Linked DNA regions of Homo sapiens: region 1 is linked to region 2. The links are chromatin loops, found by intact Hi-C in ENCODE. Cell type or tissue: B cell. All regions are shown on one strand. Links, peaks and the distances in the headings refer to the core of each region. The heading gives the core; the rest is flanking DNA.

Region 1 (8,340 bases), core at 113-8,112, 230 kb before region 2:
TTATAATGAAAATGCAGTCCAGGCTGGGTGCGGTGGCTCAAACCTGTAATCCCAGCACTTTGGGAGTATGACGCGGGTGGATCACCTGAGGTCAGGAGTTCGAGACCAGCCTAGCCAAGATGGTGAAACCCCATCTCTACTAAAAATACAAAAATTAGCTGGGTGTCTGTAATCCCAGCTACTCGGGAGGCTGAGGCAGAGAACTGCTTGATCCTGGGAGGCTGAGGGTGCAGTGAGCTGAGATCATGCCACTGCACTCCAGCCTGGCCAACAGAACCAGACTCCATCTCAAAAAAAAATAAAAGCAGTCTAATGATGCAAAAACTGTCAGAAATGTCATTAGGAGGAAACAAGAATATAGAAAGCGTAACAATGTTTTTGAATACATCTGATTAAGGGTTATAGTATAGAAACATCATAAATACTGATAGAAATAATGTTAAATATGGAGACAAAATATACATATAGAAGTTTTTTTTTTTTTTTTTTGAGACGGAGTCTCGCTCTGTGGCCCAGGCGGGAGTGCAGTGGCGCAATCTCGGCTCACTGCAAGCTCCGCCTCCCGGGTTCAGGCCATTCTCCTGCCTCAGCCTCCCGAGTAGCTGGGACTACAGGCGCCCACCATCACGCCCGGCTATTTTTTTTTTTTTTGTATTTTTAGTAGAGACGGGGTTTCACCGTGTTAGCCAGGATGGTCTCGATCTCCTGACCTCGTGATCCGCCCGCCTCGGCCTCCCAAAGTGCTGGGATTACAAGCGTGAGCCACCGCGCCCGGCCCATATAGAAGTCTTGACGCAGAGAGACACGGAAAGGAAAGCTAGGTTAAGATTAAGGAAGGCAGGCAAACATTATAGCTCAGAGAGTTTAAGAAAAGGGAGAAGAGTGATTAAAATCTTGAGGGAGACCTGCAAGTAGTATTGTACTACAGGTTCACTATCTCAGAATGCTGGTAAGAGGCCTCATTAGAGCCAGGCCAAGCACCCTGGTACCATCTACCCGGAAAAGAGAAGCCATGGATGGGTAATTTTTAAGCGTCCTATGTCTTCAAAGTATATATTCCCTCCTGCATGCTCTTGACATGGACAATTCCTCTAACAGAGAAAAGCATCTTTCATTATATATTAGCATAAATGGTTTACCATATTAGATAACACATAAAATTCATTCATACCAGGTTAATCAGTATATCAGTATACAAGAATAACTGATATGATGAAACATTTTCATTTTGATAGAGGTTAGGAATGAAAATAATAGGAGGGACATATTTAAAATAGCCTGAAGAAAGAAAGGAAAAAGATAGGAAAGGAAGAGGTTGATGAAAAATCAAACTGTGTAGACTTTACCATTCCATCTTGGATAGAGCATTCTTTTGTCAAATAAACAAGAATAAAGAGGAGCTGAGAACAAAACAATGTTTGCCATAAATGGGCTGTATTCAGTAGTTCTGCTTTAGACAACTTATAAGGCTATTTTCCCCTGAGCTTTCAGTTTAAATAATTTTTGTTTCAGTGCATTTACCTGTGAAATTAATACTTCAATAGGTTTCAAATTCTTGAAACTATATTTTCATCTGTTTAGCCCTAGTGAATCTCGAGGGTAAAACTGATATGAAAACGAAAACTAGATTTCTTAGTCACTTACAGGATTTTAAACAACAGGGAGTCAATACTTTAAACATCTTAATACTATAAAATTTAGGAAGAACCCCACTCCAGCTATATTCCGACTCTAATTTCTACTGAGATCAAATGCACATGAAATAAGACCACTCAGTCCATATATAATAGCATGGAAAATGACTTTTAAAATTCATTTGGTATTTCCTTGATGTAATTAACTGAGCCTGTACTTCACACATTTTAAAAGTTAGTTTTTCCTTAAATGTAAGTTACAGATGAGTAACAGTAAATATTTTAAAAATTATTCATTAATTAAATGATTCTATAAAAAAAATCTGTGGAAAGGCCTAGGTAAATTAATGGGTGGGTATATAACTAAAAACAACTTGTTTCCCTGTCATTATGGTTACCCCTAGTTCTCCTAGGCCAAACTGCAACCTGTATGTTGTTTTCAGCTGTGATGGAGGTCAACCAGAGAGTGTATTCAAAATATTTCACTGATCTTTTAGTACTTCCTGTTTCTGCCATCAGGCTCTGTATGTGAGACACTATTTCCAGCTCCCCACCGCCATACCCTTGCATTATTTCTCTAGTCTCTTATAAAACTTTTACTAGGCCAATTAAGTTGCTTACAACTGGGCAGATTTTTACAACCCTGCCACATTATCTAAAATCACTAAATTAACTTGAAAATTAACTGAAAAAAATGTTTCTTTAAAGAACAGTAAGGTTGACAAGCTTTTATAGTAAGAATAAGATAGTCTGACTTTTATGCTTACCTTAATTAACATAAATTTCTGCATTGGTTCAACCCATTCTAATAGAACAATGCTAGTCTGAAGTGCTCCACATAGGTATTTATGGCCCGTGTAAGGATTTCTTACTGTCAAAGCAAAAATATAAATGAGTTCTCTTATAAAACAAAGTCATTATGACAATAATTGCATGCTCAAAAAAACAAACAAAACTAAACAAACTAAACATAAAACAAAATCAAAAGCTGGTTGCCAGTTCAGTTTCTTAATTAGAGGGCTGGGTGAAAAAAATACTGTTTCAGGTAATAGCAGGAAATGCCCTCTTAACTTGCAGGATTTTTATTTGTATGCACAAATGAAACTGCTGGTTATAATGAGGCTGTGGGGTAAGAGGAAGGACTTTTCGTCTTATGATGGTAGGAAAATTACCTGAGGTGGCAACATTCTGATAAAAGGGTCAAAGTAAATTTGGGAAGAAGTTGTCAGACTCCTAAGATACAACACATTCGGGTGGTTCACAAGGTGCTTTTGGTGGTAATGTTCAGAGGCAATAATGTTTTGTTTCTGAAAATAAAACACTTGTCTATCTTCCCCCTTTTGATTCAATTCTTATGGTCACTAGAAAACATCACAGATATTAATCGAACCTTAAAATACTGGTTTACAAATAATAAAATTGAATTACCTCAGATTTTGAAATTTTCTTCTGGTTATAAACCAGAAGAAGTAAAGTAAATATATGTGAAGTAAATATATTTGGAATAAAGATAAAAAAACTGAACTGTGAAAAGGGGAACAGCAGTAAAGTTCACACACTTCAAATAGATTTGAAATATTTAAATGGCAGAGGAGGAGAACAGCAAAACTGTCCCGCCAAAGAAAACAGAGAAGTCTATATAGGAAATTCTTTCCTATAATTAACTTTTCCTAAAAACCTGCCCCTTTGTCCTCAGGTAGAGTCAAGTAAATTTGCTGCAGTTCTAACAGAGACTCAACCACCATGTCTAAACCCAACCTTGTCATCCTCTTTTGCTCTAAACCAGCTGTTCTCGCTTCCTGTTAACACTTGCCCTTCTGCCAGTCTTTTGGGTTTGAGGCCTCAGTCATCTCTGACATCTTTTCCCTTCACACCCAGATACTCCTTCCCTGCTATTTGCACTGCTACTGCTCTAGCACAAGACTTCCTTCCTTACTTGTTGCACAGTAATAAGTACATGCTCACACAAGGCCAATGGCTCACACTCATCTGCCACTCTCCTTTCTATCATCTGTATCCAGCTAAGCGAATAGTCAGCATTTATTATGTAACCTTTATGATTTTTTTTTTGCCTCCACATGTTATGTCATTTCTTCTGTTTGAAATGACTCTCCATCTATTCAGTTCAAATCTGAATCTGCCTTATTTTGAGGCCTGGCCCAAATGCCACCTTCTTCAGTGAGCCTATGTTTAGAGTCCTTTCCACACTATACTTGTGGTATAATGACTCATGTGTTTATCGTCCCTTTTATAATAATAGTAACTTAAGGGAAAGAAATCATTTTTTGCTCTGGCTACATGCAAATAGAACAACTAATTGTTATTGGGGTGGGGGAGGAATTTAGGTGAGAGGAAGGTGAACATAAAAATACATGCTGAAGGAATAAATGCCATCTCACAAGCCATTGCTAAGCAGAATGGTGAATGGTACGTAACAGGACCCTTGGAAAACAGGGTGTGATAAAATGTGGTAAAAAAAAAAAAGTCATACAACTTTCTCCATTTACCTAGGCAATAAATTATTTGTTTAGCAAATAATTTATTTGCTAATAAACATTTATTTGCAAATAAATTATTTGCAAGGTACTATGTATTAGGCTTAGTCTACACAGAGATGAAACAGCCAAGAAATTTGTTCTACTTAAGCAGGAAAAATAAAGTATTGCTGGCAGAATGCCCTGGGGTAGTACTGTTTTATGCCAGATTTTAGGAGGAGTCTCAGAGAGCTATATGCTATTGGACAGTTTACTTACCAACACAACACTTCTGGCACCATTTGGTTTCAGGGATTTTTGCTGATACAGAAAATTTCCTAAATGTAAATAAAAGTGAGTACGTAATATATGTAGGCAAACTTAGTATATGAAAAAGCTACTGTTATAGATCAGTGCACAAAGGATGAGTTCAAAACTGGTGCTGACATACTAGCTCATCTATTAAAATTAGAATAAAAAGGCCGGGTGCCATGGCACGTTGCCTGTAATCCCAGCACTTTGGGAGGCCGAGGTGGGCGGATCACAAGGTCAAGACTTCGAGACCAGCCTGGCCAACATAATAAAACCCCGTCTCTACTAAAAATACAAAAAAATTAGCCAGGCATGGTGGTGTATGCCTGTAATCCCAGCTACTCAGGAGGCTGAGGCAGGAGAATCGCTTGAACCCAGGAGGTGGAGGATGTGGTGAGCCGAGAGCACACCATTGCACTCCAGCCTGGGCAACAACAGAAGAGCAAAACTCGGTCTCCAAAAAAAAAAAAAAAAAAATTAAATAAATTGGATCCCCTTCTCATGGCCCCCAATCAGTTCCAAATGGGTTAAGGGTTTAAATATGAAAACAAACTATAGAAGTCTATAGAAATATATGACCTTGGGATTTAAGAAATACAAAAACAACAAATCATACAGGAAAATGCTGTTACATTTTAATTGGCTTTTTTGCCCCCACTGATTCAACCTTAGCACCTCAAACTACAGGTGGCAGTCAATTACTGAATTAGTAACTTTGGTTTACCAAAAGATATCATTGAGAAAATGAAAAGCCAAAAACTGGAGAGAGCTATTTTTAGTACATGTAATACATTTACATGTACTGTAAAAAGCTGTCTTATTATAAAAATTTGTGAAGAATTTCTTTTTTAGAAATCTTTGTTTCTCTACTCAGGAAAAGTGGGATACAGATGTTCTGCAAAGGTGCTATAGGTGTTTTGCAAACATCTGACTCGAATTTAATAGATAAAAATCAATTCTGAATTTTTTTAAAAACTACAATTTAAAAACTACACATACACTCAAATGTCTTTTAAAATGTAATATAATAAAGGTTGTTGGTGCATCAAATTGTAAAAACCTCAAATTAAACCCATTTCTGTACATACTTTTTATTATTAAATTTTATTTTATTTTTTGGACAAGGTCTCGCTCTGTCGCCCAGGCTGGAGTGCAAGGGTGTGATCTTGGCTCACTGCAACCTCCGCCTCCCAGGTTCAAGCAATCCTCCTGTCTCAGAATGCCAAATAGCTGGGACTACAGGTGCCTGCCATCATGCTCAGCTAATTTTTGTATTTTTAGTAGAGACGGGGTTGTGCCACTTTGCCCAAGCTGGTCTCGGACTCCTGAGCTCAGGTGATCCGTCCGCCTCGGACTCCCAAAGTGCTGGGATTACAGGTGTGAGCCACTGTGCCCGGCTAAAGATTTTTTCTATTTTTTTTTTTTTTTTTTTTTTTGAGACGGAGTCTCGCTCTGTCGCCCAGGCTGGAGTGCAGTGGCTTGACCTCAGTTCACTGCAACCTCTGCCTCCCAGGTTCAAGTGATTCTCCTGCCTCAGCTTCTCAAATAGCTGTGATTACAGGCATCAGCCACCACACCCAACTAATTTTTGTACTTTTAGTAGAGACGGGGTTTCGACATGTTGGCCAGGTTGGTCTCGAACTCCTGACCTCAATTGATCCACCGTGCCTGACTTCTACAAACATCTAAACTCTTTTTTTTAAAAAAATAATTTTTAGAAGAAAGAGACAGATTTCACCATGTTGCCCAGGCTGGTCTCAAATTCCTGAGGCTCAAGTAATCTGCCAAAAGTGCAGCCTCCTTAAGTGCTGGGATTACAGGCATGAGCCACTTAAACTTAAATGTGTAAATTTGCCAAAGATTAGATAGATGCCAGTGCTCTGTACAAGTCTTTTTTTTTTTTTAGAGTTGTACAATTTTATATAAAATTGTACAGCACATGTGTGATGTTCAGTGCAATTCCAAACAAGCTCAGAACAATTTTCCTGATGGATGTTCTTGTAACCACACAATTGGCAACTGAATGATAAGCATAAATATAATATTAAAAAATATAATATCGTAGTACTGTAATTTTAACCCTTAATACATTTTATATATTGACCTATTTATGAAAAGCTATAATTTTAGCTTCATTTACTGAGTCCTTACTATGTGCCATGCATTTTAGACATCTGTGTCATTCAGTCCCTCCAATAAAGAGGTAGGTTACAGCATAGAAATCTGAAGCTTAGATTTTTGCTCAGGTCTTTTTTTTTTTTTTTTTTTTTGGAGACAGGGTCTCACTCTGTTGCCCAGGATGGAGTGCAGTGGCTCAATCTTGGGTCACCGCAACCTCTGCCTCTTGGGTTCAGGCAATTCTCCTGCCTCAGCCTCCCAGGTAGCTGGAACTACAGGCTGTATCAATTTAAATGAACATTATTCAGAGTGTGCAAGGTAAGCTGTCAAAAACTGTTACCTCTTTTTAAGTACTTGTCTTTGTGAATCAAAACGTTTTTCACACTGTGACAGCTAAACAATGACACAGAATTTATTCAGATGTTGAAACACTGAACGACTACAATGGCAATCTAGAATATTCTGATTACGATTTTCTGGTTAAAACACCTCATTGTACCCTTGACTAACTTTACATTAGGAAAAGTTTTACATTATAACTTACAATTATAAAAATGCCCCTTTCATATACATTGGAGTTTAATGCAGCTTAAAATAAAACAAAACAAAAACTCCCCACACTCTTAACGAATCTGCTTTGAACCAAAGCGCTTTTTAGAGTTAAAAAAAATCTGAACCAAGCTCCTGACAGATTTCGGCTGGCAGAAAGTTTAATGTTCCTGTCCACACTTGTGAACTTGTGTCCTAGCTCCCAAAGCTAACTTAGGGGTTAAAACACTGAACTAGTCAAAACCCAGGAGGATTAACTGCCAAGTTCTGAAAGACCATAGGGATGACTACTACACAAACAGAAATCAACTATTAAGTATGGCTGTGAATTAAGGATTTCAAAAACTTTTCAAAATAAGAGTTGTGGGCAGTACACTGAAATGTTTCAAAAATTTAGTTAATGTTCTATAGTGATCTATAGACTTGCCTTAATTTTAGTCATGATTTTATGAAACACAATACAACTTATTTTACCAGCACCCAATTAACTGGAATTCTAAATTAACTGTCTGAATGTATTTAACATAGGATATTTTAGAGTACACTACAAGGCAGAGTTCAATTTATCATGCCCAATAATGATGACAAAAGGTCTATTTCTTGAGAGCTTACTAGGTGCTGTGGTAGGTACTTTACATACACGATTTATCATTTTCAAAACAACTCTGCCAGATGAGTATATAGGTTCCAGTTACAGCTGAATATACGTGGAGAGGCTGTATAATTTACCCAAGGTCCCATACCTAGTAAGTAAATGATACAACTGTACTTGAATTCCAAAGCTTATGCTTTACTAAAAATGGATTACAATATGGTACAATGAGTACCTATCTTCAGAATGAGAACCATGAGGCTCTTTATCATCAGATTAAGAATAAGACACTCAGTAGAGGTTTAAGTTGTGCTCACTGTATGGCAGAAGAAATGGTATGAATGCACATATATAAAATATTATGATGCTAAAAGGGTTTTTAGGTTTCCTGCCAATAAGTGAGAGAATTAAAAGATTTTACAGTAATTACTAGATAATGAAACTGAAGAAAGTGGGAAGGACATATTTGTGGCTGTTACTATTAAAAAAACTAAAGATTGACTATAATAAAATTCCTGAAATAATAACCTGGAGGTGAAATACCCTTAGAGCTGAACACATGGGGAAAGGTTGTATAATTTATCCAAGGTCCCATATCTAGTAAGTCAATGATCCAGGATTTAAATTCAACTTTACTTGAATTCCAAAGCTTATGCTTTAT
Region 2 (8,340 bases), core at 274-8,273:
TGAAGCAATCTTCCTGCCTCAGCCCTGCAAGTAGCTGGGCCTACGGGCACACGCCGCCATGCCTAGCTAATTTTTGTATTTTTTGTAGAAACAGGGTTTCACATGTTGCCCAGACTAGTCATGACCTCCTTAGCTCAAGTGAGCCACCTGTCTCAGCCTCCCAAAGTGCTGGGATTTCAGGTGTGAGCCACCATGGTTGGCCCCTAATACACATCTTTTTTTTTTTTTTCTTTTTTTTTTGAGATGGATTCTCACTCTGTCTCTCAGGCTGGAGTGCAGTGGCACGATCTTGGCTCACTGCAGCCTCTGCCTCCCAGGTTGAAGCGATTCTCCTGCCTCAGCCTCCCGAGTAGCTGGATTACAGGCGCTTGCCACCACGCTCTGCTAATTTTTGTATTTTTAGTAAAGATGGGTTTTGCCATGTTGGCCAGGCTGGTCTTGAACTTCTGGTCTCAAGTGATCCGCCCTCCTCAGCCTCCCAAAGTGCTGGGATTACAGGTGTGAGCCACTGCGTCAGGCCAATACACATCTTCTAGTTTATTTAAAGTGCTAGATAGTATTTCATTGTATAAAAAGACCACAGTTTATTCATTCTTTTGTTGATAGATCTTTAAATTGTTTCCATTATTTTTCCCTTACAAACAATGCATGATAAATGTTTTTGTATGTGTCTCCTTGTGAGAGTTATATATCTAGGTGTGACATCACTGGGTTCTATCACAAGTCTTTGGAAGTAATTTTTATGTGGATAGTGCAACAATATGACTAGTTACTTAAAAGAAAAAAATTAAGTCAAGATAAGTGGCGGAAGACACAGAAATTCAGAAATAGGATGTAAAATAGTAATGGAATAGTAGGTAAATTAGATACATAATCCTATGCCTTTTTTTTTCTTTTTGAGACGGAGTCTCGCACTGTCGCCAAGGCTGGAGTGCAGTGGCGCCATCTCGGCTCACTGCAAGCTCTGCCTCCGGGGTTCACACCATTCTCCTGCCTCAGCCTCCCGAATAGCTGGGACTGTAGGCGCCCGCCACATGCCCGGCTAATTTTTTGTATTTTTACTAGAGGCAGGGTTTCACGGTGTTAGCCAGGATGGTTTCAATGTCCTGACCTTGTCATCCGTCCGCCTCAGCCTCGCAAAATGCTGGTATTACAGGCATGAGCCACTCCGCCTGGCGACAATCCTATGCTTTTTTAAAAAGGTAGTTCATCTTTTGGCTGGGCATGGTGGCTCATGTCTGTAATCCCAGCACTTTGGGAGGCTGAGGCAGGAGGATCACTTGAGGTCAAGAGTTTGAGACCAGCCTGACCAACATGGTGAAACCCTGTCTCTACTAAAGGTACAAAAATTAGCTGGGTGTGGTGGTGCACACCTGTAATCCCAGCCACTTGGGAGACTGAGGCAGGAGAATCACGTGAACATGGGAGGCGGAGGTTGCGGTGAGCTGAGATCACGCCATTGTACGCCAGCTTGGGCAACAGAGCAAGACTCCAGCTCAAAAAAAAAAAAAAAAGGGAAACATTAATGAAAAGGTAATTCATCTTTTGAAAAAAAAAGTAGAGTGAACATACTGAACATCACAGATTTTCATCTACATTTAAGATGCTAGCTTTAGGCTGGGCGAGGTGGCTCATGCCTGTAATCCCAGCACTTTGGGAGGCCAAGGTGGGTGGATCACCTGAGATCAGGAATTCGAGACCAGCTTGACCAATATGGTAAAACCCTATCTCTACTAAAAATACAAAAATTAGCTGGCATGGTGGCGTGCACCTGTAGTCCCAGCTACTTAGGAGGCTGAGACAGGAGAATTGTTTGAACCTGGGAGGCGGAGGTTGCAGTGAGCTGAGATTGGGTCACTGCACTCCAGCCTGGGCAAGAGAGTGAAACGCTGCCTCACAAAAAAAAAAAAAAAAAAAAAAAAAGATGCTACCTTTAGTGTCACTGCTTCTGTGAAGCCTTCCAAAAATTGCCTTTTTTTCAATTACTTTCTCCTTTTGACCTCCATTCTCTCTACCTCTGTTATATGATATTGTGCATTATATTTGCTGTGGTTTGTTTATATCTCTCTCAGCAGGCTGAATGTGTTTTGAAGGTGGAGTTCATGTCTTATTCGTATCCCCAGGGTGTGGTGTGCAGTTGGTGGTTAAGTCTGAGGAATGAATGAATGGCCCAAATCACCGAAGATCTTTCAGAGGTGGCAGTGGGGTTTCTTTTTTTCTTTTCGAGATGGAGTCTTACTCTGTCATCCAGGCTGGAGTGCAGTGGCACAATCTCAGCTCACCGCAACCTCTGCCACCCAGGTTCAAGTGATTCTCCTGCCTCAGCCTCCCGAGTAGCTGGGATTGCAGGCACGCACCACCACGTCTGGCTAATTTTTTTATTTTTGGTAGAGATGGGGTTTCACCATGTTGGCCAGGCTAGTCTTGAACTCCTGACCTCAAGTGAACTACCTGCCTCAGCCTCCCAAAGTGCTGGGATTACAGGCGTGAGCCACTGTGCCCACTGGCAGTGGGTTTCTGATGATAGGATAGTTTCATGAAAGTTAGCTTAAAGTACAAAAAACTTTTTTTTTTTCTTTTTTTGAGACAGTCTCATGCTCTGTCCTCCAGGCTGGAGTTCAGTGATCTTGGCTTACTGCAACCTCTGCCTCCTGGGTTCACGCCATTCTCCTGCCTCAGCCTCCTGAGTGGCTGGGACTACAGGTGTGCACCACCACGCCTGGCTAATTTTTTGTATTTTTAGTAGAGACAGGGTTTCACCATGTTAGCCAGGATGGCCTCGATCTCCTGACCTCGTGATCTGCCCGCCTCGGCCTCCCAAAGTGCTGGGATTACAGGCATGAGCCACCGTGCCCAGTGAAAAAGCTTTGATCCTTTGTCTTCAATTGCACCTATGAAAAGGAAGTTTCGTATAAAAGCTGATATAAATGGCTAATAAAGCAGAGAAATAGCTTAAAATTTGACTGTAGACATTTGCTATGTATGATTAATATGTATCAGTTTACAGTTAATTTTAGGAAAACTTAAATTTTATAAATTGCCAAGAAATCACCCATGAAAAACTAATTTTCACTTAGCGGTTTAATTTTTTAACATTAGGATTTTTAAGTTTCGCTAGTCTTATCATCTGGGACACTGGAATTTTGTCTTGTTGGAATTGCTGATTAAACAAAATAATTCTTCAAAAGTGCTTAGCACAATGTTAGGTAAATAGTAAGCACTAAGTAAACATTGGCTTTATTATTATTAGGTGGTCCTATACTATGATTCCTCCTATTTATATCACGTGTGTCTTGCTGCATATTTAAGGACGCTCCCATCTATATGTTTGGACTAGTGCAATAGTAAAGCTGCCAGCTCAGGTGAAGAAAACCATTTAAAAATTTAAAGTTAAGCACATGATGGAAAATTCTTGAATATGTGGTGAGTTAGGTATAAAAAATATAGGGGGATTGTATTGTTGAATACAAAAAAGCCATTAGACTATTTTAAGAATGCTCTCTTCTGTCATTAGGGCTTGGTTATGAATAGTATATCACATGCATGAAAGGAGGTGGTGGCTAGTTTCATTTCCCTAAAACATGTTTCAATGGTAAATTAGAGGCAGCTGTGGTTTACTGACGCATAAACCCAGTGAGGTCTATGATAACTAGTATATATTTACAGTTTGACTCATGGTGCCTGTCAGGCTTTAATCATAGGGGAAGAAGTGATAGTACTTAGACTTCACTGTTTAATCTTCCGTTCATTTGTTTTCCAAGTTTGTTTCAGTCTGTGGGCAGGTTCCCTTTTGATTGCAACATGCAGTCCCTATTTCTGCAGTTTATCTTCATTTGCCATTTTGAGAGGGCTATGAAAGTCCTATGATAAGCTCCTTGTTCTCCAAATCCATGCATATAAGTCTCATCGAGTTGGATGCATTCTAAAGACATTTTGAAATCACATCAACACTTTCAGATCAGCAAGTTATTTCTTAATAAATTACTGTCTTAATGTTAGATGCTATTTTAAAAACACGAAAGAGAGCAGTTTCCAAATATGTGTTACTACTTCCAGGGAATTGTAAACTGGAGTGTTTAATTAAAAGAAGGCCCTAAATTTTTATTATGCTGTCACTGGATATTTGAATAACTAGCTGTAAATGAGTTCTAGTTGTACAAAAGTGATTTTCTAAATCCAGTTGTCCCTATTTCAAAATATAGTTCTAGTTCCTGGGTGAAACTGAAAATGAAATGGCCATGTCTTTATAACTAAAACAAATTAGAGGGTTGCAGCAATAAAATGAACCCACAGAGGGGAAAAAAACCCTTTGAATCAGGTTTTTATTTTCTTCTCCTGAACTGATTGGGTAATTTACTCAACTAATTTTGTCTAGTCATTAGGAAGTTAATACTCCATTCTATAATTTCCTTCCACTCAAGTGAGCAATACTGGTGCATATAATTTGGATTAAGAACATTCCTCTACTCTTACAAATATTTGGATATATGCCTTGAATATGCTTCCTCATTTAGGCCACAGAAATTTATTCAAAGACAAATCAATCAAAGATAATAACATTAACTACTATTTATTAAGCATCTCCTTCATGACAAGACTTTTTCCCATATTGAGATATAATTGACAATTGAAAATTGTACATATTTAAAGTGTACAACATGATGATTTGATATGCATATATATCCATGCATATATATCCATATCCATATCCATGCATATATATGGATATATATGCATATATATGCATATCAAATCATGTCGTACACTTTAAATATGTACATATTTCAATTATGCATATATATGCATATATCCATATCAAATCATATATATATAATATGCATATATATCATATACATATCCATCACCTCACATAGTTACCATTTTCTTTTGTTCTCTCTCTCTTTCTTCCTTCCTTTCTTTCCCTTCTTTTTTATTTTTTGGTGGTGAGAACACTTAAGATCCACCCTCTTAGCAAATTTCAAGTATATAATATAGTGTTGCTAATTGTAGTCACATCGTTGTAGAATACATCTCCAGAATTCATTCATTTGGATAACTGAAACTCTGTAACCCTTTTCCAATATCTCCCCATTCCTCTATCCCTCCAGCTCATGGCAACCAACATTCCACTCTCTGCTGTTCTAAGTTTGACTACTTTAGTTTTTACATATAAGTGAAATCAACACAGTATTTGTTTTTCTGTGTCTCGCTTAGTTTACTTAGCTTAATGTTCTTCAGGTTCATTCATGTTGTAAATGACAGGATTTCCTTTTGTTTTGAAGGCTGCATAATATTCTGTTGTATATGTATACCATATTTTCTTCATCCATTCATCTGTTGATGGACATTTAGGTTGTTTTCATATCTTGGCTATCATGAATAATGCTGCAATGAACGTAAGAGTAGAGATATCTCTTAGAAATCCTGATTTTCCTTTTTTTTTTCAGACAGTCTTGTCACCCAGGCTGAAGTGCAGTGGCATGATCTCGGCTCACTGCAACCTCCGCTTCTTGGGTTCAAGTGATTCTCCTGCCTCAACCTCTGGAGTAACTGGGATTATAGGCATATGTCACCATGCCCGGCTAATTTTCTTATTTTTAATAGAGATGGGGTTTCATCATGTTGGCCAGGCTGGTCTGGAACTCCTGACCTCAGGTGATCTGCCCGCCTCGGCCTCCCACAGTGCTGGGATTACAGGTGTGAGCCACCGTGCCTGGCCTATTTGATCATCTTTTACAGCTTAGGGAATTAAGGTTTAGATGTGGCACAGGACAGAAACATACTTTGAAGATAGGTCTGTTTGACTTCAAAACCTGTGCTCTTTGCCAGGTGCAGTGGCTCACGCCTGTAATCACAGCACTTTGCAAGGCCAAGGCAGGAGGATCACTTGAGGTCAGGAGTTTGAGACCAGCCTGGCCAATATGGCAAAACCCTGTTTCTATTAAAAATGCAAATATTAGCCAGTCATGGTGGTGTGCTCCTGTAATCCCAGCTACTTGGGAGGCTGAGGCACGAGAATCACCTGAATCCCGGAGGTGGAGGTTGCAGTGAGCTGAGATCGTGCCACTGCACTCCAGCCTGGGTGACAGAGTGATAGTCTATCTCAAAAAAAAAAAAAAAAACAAAAAACAAAAAACCCCCACAAAACCCACAAAACCAAACCAAAAAACCTGTGCTCCTTACTGTGCTCTCCTGCCTCTCAGTGCGAGATAAACAGAGTGGGCAAAATAGCCTATGATGTCATCATCCGCAAGGCCTGTTGCTACTGTGTGATGCCTGCTCCCTAGATGACCTCCTGGGGGGGTGAAGCGAGAGGAAATCTGGCACCAAGCTGGTTGAGGGGCAGAGCGAGAATGTCTGGGCTTCCCCCACCCAGCTTGGAATGTGAGTGATGCAAATCATCTCATCGAAGGCTCAACTGCAGCCAGGAGACTCCTCCAGTGATGATGAGAGTGTACAAATGAAGTGCAGGAGCGGGGGAGCCTTCACACACCTCCAGCCCTTCCTGCTTCTTGAAATACTCATATCCTCTGGCAGAGACTAGCTACAGAAATCCATGTCCACTTACTCACAGCCTGAAAGAAACCCACACAGTGGACCAGGAAGGTTGTTGCATGGTAATTAGAGCTACTATTGAATTTCTATTGTGCATCTTCTCAATTAGGCACAATTACCACATATAAGAAATGAGGAAATTAAGACTCAGAGGAATTAGGTGAATTGCCCAAGGTTATTACATAGCTTATACCTGGCCAACCAGGGTTTAAACATTGTTCTATATCCTAATCCAAGACCCATGTTCCTCTCACTACTCAGGTTTATTTCTTTCGCACAGGGATATTACAAAGTCATTATATTTCCTGATTATATTTTTGCTGCTGCTGTATGACCATCTCGTTTCTTGTCACTGACTTTATCCAAAAGCAAGAACATGGTATGGAATTTTGGGGGAAGCAGTTGAAATGAAGTGTTGGAATTTCAGAGCTTGCATTACTGGATTATGTGTGGATTGTTGTTTGTACTGCCTCTTTCTTCCTCCTGCTACCTCATATAGGTGCTTGATATCTGATTATTACAGTCTTTTTAGGGGTTCTTGAACATACTCACTTGTAGAAAAGTGCTGGTTAAAATCATAACAGGCAGACATTTGGGTTCTTATAGCCTTGCAATAAATGGAAGGAAGTAACTTTTGGGCTTATGAAAATGTATACTGCAAGGTTTTTCTTTCTTTCTTTCTTTCTTTCTTTCTTTCTTTCTTTCTTTCTTTCTTTCTTTCTTTTTCTTCCTTCCTTCCTTCTTCCTTCCTTCCTTTCTTCCTTTCTTCCTTCCTTCCTTCCTTTCTTCCTTTCTTCCCTTCTTTCTTTCTTTCTTGAGACAGGGTCTCGCTCCATCACCCAGGCTGGAGTGCTCACTGCAAGGATCCTCCTGCCTCAGCCTCCCAAGTAGCTAGGACTACAGGCATAGCCACCATGCCTGGCTAACTTTTCTTATTTTTTGTTTTATGTAGAGACAGTATCTTGCTGTGTTGCCTAGGCTGGTCTCAAACTCCTGGCTTCAAGGGATGCCCCCACCTTGGTCTTCCAAAATTCTGAGATTATAGGCACGACCCACCATGCCCAGTGGTTTTCTTAAAGTTCTCTGCAAGGTGTAGATAGTTTCATGAGTAAGATGATTAGTCAGTACAGTAGCAACATTAGGTAATTGGTTTTGCCATTTCGAGCTTGTAGCAAATTATCCATTCTTATATGACAAAGCCTATGGGACAACTGGAGGACTTGAACTGTTTCTCTTCAGTGCCCGTAAAGAAGGGACTGAAGCTTCATAAATCTAGTCCTTCACTCTCCTAGCTCTGATCCTGTCCTTTCTGTAAGTAATGATCATATTGCCTTCAGTAGGTGTTTGTCAAGTCTGTATTTTGTTTTAGAGACAGGAGCTCGCTTTGCTGCCCAGGCTGGACTCGAACTCCTGGGCTCACTTTATCCTCCTGCCTCAGCCTCTCTGAGTAGCTGGGACTACAAGCACTGCCATGGAGACCAATTTGTCAAGCATTTTAATACCATCTCATCACTGTAATGATCAACACATGTGATCTAAAAATCTTTTACATGGCAGTGGAAAGGGCTTGAGCCATCTCCGTATTAAAACCCAGGTGGTATCCTCATCCTTTAATCTTGAAATGTTGAAAGAGTTGATTAGCTGTCCTTGCTAGCTATCTCTAGGAAGGATAGCTAATAACTGTTTTGCTTTTGCTTTTGTGTGTGTGTGTGTATATATATTTATATGTATATATGTGTGTATATATATACAAAAGCAAAAGCAAGACAGTATTTGAAATTTGAA

The links. Hi-C counts contacts between places; a loop is a spot of excess contacts. Peaks named below come from ENCODE experiments on the same cell type or tissue, not always from the same donor. Only the 100,000 strongest peaks of a DNase experiment are listed, where the experiment ranks them.
Region 1: a loop joins it to region 2, with 2.5 times the contacts of the local background. A loop is called at or near these places in 2 of 110 quality-filtered maps.

Annotation. Positions count from the first base shown.
Region 1 is chr2:39,262,802-39,271,141 of GRCh38, forward strand. It overlaps MAP4K3 (mitogen-activated protein kinase kinase kinase kinase 3), which reads right to left. Exons shown (of 34, transcript NM_003618.4): 27 at 4,388-4,446; 28 at 2,402-2,505. Among named protein-coding and RNA genes, the nearest start is that of CDKL4, 23 kb to the left of the region's middle. In B cell, for the core only: no CTCF peak of the experiment used is centred there; DNase peaks (open chromatin) are centred at 2,180 and 3,490; H3K4me3 peaks cover 1,133 bases; H3K27ac peaks cover 2,570 bases.
Region 2 is chr2:39,488,663-39,497,002 of GRCh38, forward strand. The region is part of intron 3 of MAP4K3-DT (MAP4K3 divergent transcript); the gene reads left to right. Among named protein-coding and RNA genes, the nearest start is that of MAP4K3-DT, 55 kb to the left of the region's middle. In B cell, for the core only: no CTCF peak of the experiment used is centred there; DNase peaks (open chromatin) are centred at 3,609, 4,199 and 6,279; H3K4me3 peaks cover 1,446 bases; H3K27ac peaks cover 1,435 bases; H3K27me3 peaks cover 1,826 bases.